Linked DNA regions of Homo sapiens: region 1 is linked to region 2. The links are chromatin contacts, found by Hi-C or POLR2A ChIA-PET in ENCODE. All regions are on one chromosome and are shown on one strand. Each heading gives the region's core, a stretch centred on a gene start or an enhancer-like site at or near the end of the contact. The rest is flanking DNA. Distances are from core to core; before and after follow the strand shown.

What was found. A loop is a pair of places that touch in the nucleus more often than their neighbours do. ChIA-PET counts read pairs that join two places held with the same protein, here RNA polymerase II (POLR2A). Pooled maps may share reads with other maps.
Region 1: a loop to region 2 is called in a map of transverse colon, with 21 times the contacts of the local background. The contact joins the enhancer-like site here to the promoter of ZNF627 in region 2. A Hi-C loop is called at or near these places in 6 of 168 maps with a recorded cell type or tissue (B cell, CD14-positive monocyte, CD8-positive, alpha-beta T cell and 3 more), 14 of 37 single-sample maps with no recorded cell type and 21 of 50 pooled maps. POLR2A ChIA-PET finds 5 or more read pairs at or near these places in 16 of 52 experiments (A673, Caco-2, H1 and 11 more).

Annotation. Positions count from the first base shown.
Region 1 is chr19:11,638,709-11,641,630 of GRCh38, forward strand. No RefSeq gene overlaps it. Among named protein-coding and RNA genes, the nearest start is that of ZNF627, 43 kb to the left of the region's middle. RefSeq lists a silencer at 964-1,053. Within about 2 kb of position 1,668, at least 13 of the 41 ENCODE cell types and tissues checked have a DNase peak (open chromatin) inside an H3K27ac peak, as active enhancers do; they include A673, PC-3, endothelial cell of umbilical vein and 1 more, where a contact is called at or near this core.
Region 2 is chr19:11,596,085-11,599,119 of GRCh38, forward strand. It overlaps ZNF627 (zinc finger protein 627), which reads left to right and starts at 1,399. Exons shown (of 4, transcript NM_145295.4): 1 at 1,399-1,546. The coding sequence starts at 1,544. RefSeq lists silencers at 1,184-1,313, 1,654-1,793 and enhancers at 1,338-2,336, 1,424-1,503.

The DNA.
Region 1 (2,922 bases), core at 418-2,917, 43 kb after region 2:
CAGGTTCTGATCGGTTCTGGGGCTCTGTTTCAGCAGTCAGAACCTGGCTCCCAAGAATCTGTTTAACCTCCTGAATAGGGGGTTTCCTGCTGAACAGTGGCTGAAAAACTGCTTCTCTGAGCTAGTTCATGTTTTTGCTTTTCTTCTCTTTTGATTCCTTCATAGAATATTGCTGCCATATAATTCCAGTTTTTCCACACATTTAACAATTTTATTCCATTGTTGCTGTGTTTTTATTTTCTTGGTGAAAACGAGTAGACTCCAGGGCGCGGTAGCTCACGCCTGTAATCCCAGCACTTTGGGAGGCCGAGGGGGGCGGATCACGAGTCAGGAGATTGAGACCATCCTGGCCAACATGGTGAAACCCCGCCTCTACTAAAAATACAAAAATTAGCTGGGGGTGGTGGCGCGTGCCTGTAATCCCAGCTACTCAGGAGGCTGAGGCACGAGAATCGCTTGAACCCAGAAGGCGGAGGTTGCAGGGAGCCGAGATCGCGCCACTGCACTTCAGCCTGGCGACAGAGCGAGACTCCGTCAAAAAATAAAATAAAAAATAAAAAAATAAGACTGAGAGATCAGGTGGGAGAAAGGCTTGGTCATGCAGCCAGCAGCTTCATCCCAAATTCCTGATCCCTGGAGGACATCAGACCCCCTCTCCTACTGCAGTGTGGCCTGTGTGGCCTCGGCTCCCCTTCTGCTCCGAGGCCAGGGGATGTCTCCACTGGACAGTGAGTCTGGGATTCCCTGCACACAGTTGTGACCCCCCAGTCCCGGAGGAAGAAGCAGGAAGGGCTCGCAGACTATTGGCAGGAATTCTTCTTAAATGCAGATATTCCCCGGGAGGGGTCAGGTCACTGCCCAGGGAGGAACCCCCCCTCCCCCGCCCGCCCCATGCCAAGAGCTGTGTCTGCAACCTGTTCATCTGGCTCCACTCAGCACTGGGAGATCACTTCTTCTGTCGCTCAGTGCCTAGGGGGCGGGACCTGGAGTACTATCCAATCAGAGCCGCTGGGCGGGGCCGTGAGAACTGTCAATCAGGCGTCCAGGAGGCTGGAGGATGCGAGGTTGAAAAAGCCCGCGGCGTCTTCTCTGTCACCCGCGCTCGGCTCCCTGCTCGGTCGGGCTGGAACCTGTACTGGCAGCCGGAGGTGTAGGTAGGAACCGGAATACCTCGGAAGCCGGGAAATGGTGAGTGTCCGAGGCCGGGGTTCCCGAGACAGGGTACAGCTGGTTGTAACCGACCGGAACCGGCTGTGGCGGGACCCAGACCTCCTCGCTGTTGTCTCTGGGGTCTGAGGACCCGAGTGCCCTGGCCCAGCTCGGTCCTCGGTCCTCTCGGCCTCAGGGTGGGGCTGGGCCTGCAGCCAGGACTCCGGGCGTCCTGTCCGGTCCCCGCGCGGCAACTGCGGCCCAGGTTCCGGAGTCCTCTCTGGGCAGCTCCGCGTCCGCAGCCCCGCGTCTCCCTAGATTGTGCGGGGACACGGGAGGGTCATGGGGGGAATCCTCCTCGGGTGTGGGGTTCATGTGGAAGGAGCAGCGGTCTGTGGGGTCCCCAGTTCCTCCTTTGTCTCCAAGGGGCTCGAGTTTTTACTGAGATATCCAGATATATGCGAAGCAGGGTCTCAAATCCGCAACTGTGATCCCTGGCCTAGCTTCTCCTAGGGCTGCCAGCAAATCCCTGGATTTCCAGATCCCGCTCCGCGTTTTAGAGCTGGCCTCCTCTTCAGTTCACCACAACAATGTCAACTCTTCGTCCCCCAGGCTTTGTTTCAAACATAGCCATATATATGTGTGTGTGTGTGTATATATATATATGTGTATATATATATATATGTGTATATATGTATATATGTGTGTGTATATATATATATATATATATATATATATTTTTTTTTTTTTTTTTTTTTTTTTTTTTTTTTTGTGACAGAGTCTCGCTGTGTCGCCCAGGCTGGAGTGCAGTGGCGCAATCTCGGCTCACTGAAACCTCCGCTTCCTGGGTTCAAGCGATTCTCCTGTCTCAGACTCCCGAGTAGCTGGGATTACAGGCGCCCGCCACCACGCGCGGCTAATTCATGTATTTTTAGTAGAGACGGGTTTTCACCGTGTTGGCCAGGCTGGTCTCAAACTCCTGACCTCAGGTGATCCACCCTCCTCAGCCACCCAAAGTGCTGGGATTACAGGCATGAGCCACTGCAACCGTCCTCACACGTTTTTCATGTATATATGAATTATATATATATTAAATATATATATATAATTTTTTTTTTTTTGGTGGAGACGGAGCCTCACTCTGTTGCCCAGGCTGGAGTGCAGTGGCACGATCTTGGCTCACTGCAACCTCTACCTCGCGGGTCTCCTGCCTCAGCCTCCCGAGTAGCCGGGACTGCAGGCGCGTGCCACCATGCCCGGCTAATTTTTGTATTTTAGTAGAAACGGGGTTTCACCATGTTGGCCAGGCTGGTCTTGAACTCCTGACCTCAGGTGATCCGCCCGTCTAGGCCTCCCAAAGTGCTGGGATTATAGGTGTGAGCCATGGCGCCTGGCCACACGCAATATTTTAATAGGCTTTTTTTTTTTTAAGAGGGCAAAATATGGCTCTTTTTGTAAAGATTTGTTGTGTGTTTGTGAACATTTCACACTTGAGGAAGCGGAGAAAAAGCACCTGACACTTGCTGTAAACAATCTTTATGCCTCTCCTCCTTTTATCTGCCCGAGGCACGGACACCTTCTGAGAATGTCTTTGGGTTGAGGTTTATCTTTGGAAACTTTACAGGGCGATGTGTCCTCAACTCACCCTCCATCTTATCCTGGTCCTGGGTTTCAGAACTGCCTGGGGCTGACTGAAGATGCCCACAGCTACCATGTTTCTTGGAGGGTGGGTCACTCCTCCCAGAGGACAACCTGAGGCGTGGAGTTGGGGCT
Region 2 (3,035 bases), core at 149-2,648:
GCTAGATTACAGGCGTGCTCCATCGCACCCAGCCCAACCTGCCTTTTAATACTAATACATTACTTTGGGTCTCATCCCACATCACTTCATCAGAGAGCATCCTTCCTCTCACCTCAGTTATTTCTACTTTTTTTTCCACGTATAGATGTTTTTTCAGGGACCGGAGGGTATGGGAGGAAGCCTTGGCACGCCTCATCCCAAATGCCCGTTTCCCGGAACATCAGGCCCTTCCTCCTCTTCCTGTCCTCCCTGGCCTAGCCTGGGCTCCCTCCCGTTCTGAGGCAAGGCGATTGCTCCATGTCACAGTGAGTGTGGAGTTCCCTGCACATACTGGTGACCTTGTGTCCGGAAGGAATTAGAAGGAAGAGCTCATGGAGTGCCAGAAGAAGACAGTGCCTACTCTGGCAAGCTAGAAGCAAGCTCTGCATTAAATGCAAATATTGGCCGGGCACGGTGGCTCACATTTGTAATCCCAGCACCTGGGGAGGCCTAGGCAGGAGGATCACTTGAGCCCAGGAATTCACGACCAGCCTGGTCAACATAGTGAGACCCCATCTAACCCACCCCACCCCCGTCACACACACAGCACCAACAACAAAATAAAATTAGCAGAGTGTGGTGGGGCGTGACTTTGGTCCCAGCTACTAGGGAGGCTGAGGCAGGAGGATCGTTTGAGCCCGGGAGATTGGGGCTGGAGTGAGCCGAGATCATGCCACTGCAGTCCAGCCTGGGTGACAGAGCAAGACCCTGAAAGAAAAAAAAGAAAGGAGGGAGGGAGGGAGGATGGAAGGAAGGAAGGAAGGAAGGAAGGAAGGAAGGAAGGAAGGAAGGAAACCAAAACAAGGCCACGCGTGGTGGCTCACGCCTGTAATCCCAGCACTTTGGGAGGCTGAGGTGGGCGTATCACTTGAGGTCAGGAGTTAGAGACCAGCCTCGGTAACATGGCGAAACCCCGTCTCTACGAAAAATACAAAAATTAGCCAGGCGTGGTGGCGGGTGCCTGTAATTCAGCTACTCGGGAGGCTGAGGCACGAGAATCGCTTGAACCCGGGAGGCAGAGATTGCAGTGAGCTGAGATCGCGCCACTGCACTCCAGCCTGGGCGACAAAAGCGAAACTCCGTCTCAAAAAAAAAAAAAAAAAAAAACCAAAACAAACCCTCAAATATCCCTCGGGCTGGGTGCAGGGAGGAAACTCGGCCTGAGAGGCGCAGTGGCTAGAACCAGTCAACACTGCTACGCACAGCCACGTTTCCATGGCTTCCTACGTCACTCAGGCCTTAGGGGGCGGGGTATGTCACCCTATCCAATCAGGGGCGCTGGGGCGGGGCCCTGCCAACTGTCCATTCAGATGGGCCCGGGAGAGGAGGGCAGGGCCTGCGCCTCCCTACGGAGCCTTTGTTTCTGGCGACCGTCCCCACCCGGGCTCGCGTCTCCGTTTCTCCGAGAGGCCCAAGGTGTCTCCGCCGCAGCCTCTGTCGCGCCGTGACCTGTACAGGTCGCGGGAGTCGTAGGGAGGACGCCGGGACACCTGGAAGCCGAGAAATGGTGCGTGTGAGGGGTCAGGCGTCCCCAGACCTGGGGGAGGGGCTGGTTGGAACCGGCCGGAACCGGCTGTGGAGGGACCTAGGCCTCCCTGCGGCGACTCCGGGGTCTGGGACCCGAGTTCCCTCGGCCGCAAGGTGGGGCTGGGCCAGGAGCTGGGACCCCGGTCGTCCTGTCCCGTCCCTGCGCGACGCCTGCGGCCCCGCAGCCCCGCGTCTCCCCACATGGTGCGGGGGCCGCGGGAGGGTCATGGGGGTATCCCTCCTCGGATGTGGTTCGTGTTGCAGGAGCTGCGGTCTGTGGCCGCCCCCCACAGTCCCGCCTTTCTCCCGTTAAAAATTTAGAGTTTATTTGAGCAAACAGCGGCTCATCGATGGAGAAGCTCCCGGTCGTGGTTTGTGGCTTGGGGATCCGTTGGAGGGAATGGAAGGAAAGGCTGTAAGGTGCAGGAGGAAGCGAACCAAATTCAGTACTTGGTTGGTGACAGTTATGCAGTCGCCTTATTTGCTCTATCTAGGTGGACATTTTCTGCTTATGTAGTCAGAGGTGGATTGGTGGTTGTGGTTTATTAACCCTAAATTTTATTTCCTTATAAACTGGTAATTTATAAGAATTTCATTTGAGGCTGGAGCGCGGTGGCTCACGCCTGTAATCGCAGCGCTTTTGGAGGCCAAGACAGGAGGATCGCTTGGGCCCAGGAGTTGAAGATCAGCCTCGCAATATAGCGAGACCCCATCTCTGTTAATTTTTTTTAAATGAACATATTCAGACTGAGACCAAAAAACTACTACAAATTTTTAAAATATAAAATCAAATAAAAGAATTTCATTCGACTTAGATTTCTGTTTCCTTGGGTAGGAAACCAGGACACCATAGCCACAGCCCTCTAATTGTCTCCAAATTAATTATTTTAACACTCCCCAGGGGGACAGGGTCCCAAATCCTTGACCTTGTTCCCCTAGCCTGACTCCTCTGGCGCTTGCAAATAATTCTTGATACCACTTCTTTCACCATATTCCCAAAAGGTAACTCCAGTCACGACATTATCAACTCTTTGTCCTTTATTGCACATTTCAAACTAATTAATTTGTATTATTTTTTCAAGGAGCAATCGATTGGTCTTTTAAAAATATTTGCTTTCTGTTTCTGAACATTTCACAGGAGAGGAAAGCAGAGAATACATGTATGAGACCCTGCTGTGAAAAAACCTTTGTGCCTCTTCTCCTTTTCTCTCTCCTAGGCACAGGGATGTTCTCAGAATGTCTTTTGGTTGGCCTGGTGCCATGGCTCATGTCTGTAATCCCAACACTTTGGGAGGCCAAGGCGGGAGGATCACCTGAGGCCAGGAGTTTGAGACCAGCCTGAGCAACATAGTGAGACCCGGACCCTAAAATAAAAAAAACAAAAAACAGTGTCTTTGGGTTGGGGTTCCCCTTTGGAAACTTTAAACTGTGATATGTCTTCAGAGCATCCTCCTTTCCTGGTCCTGGGC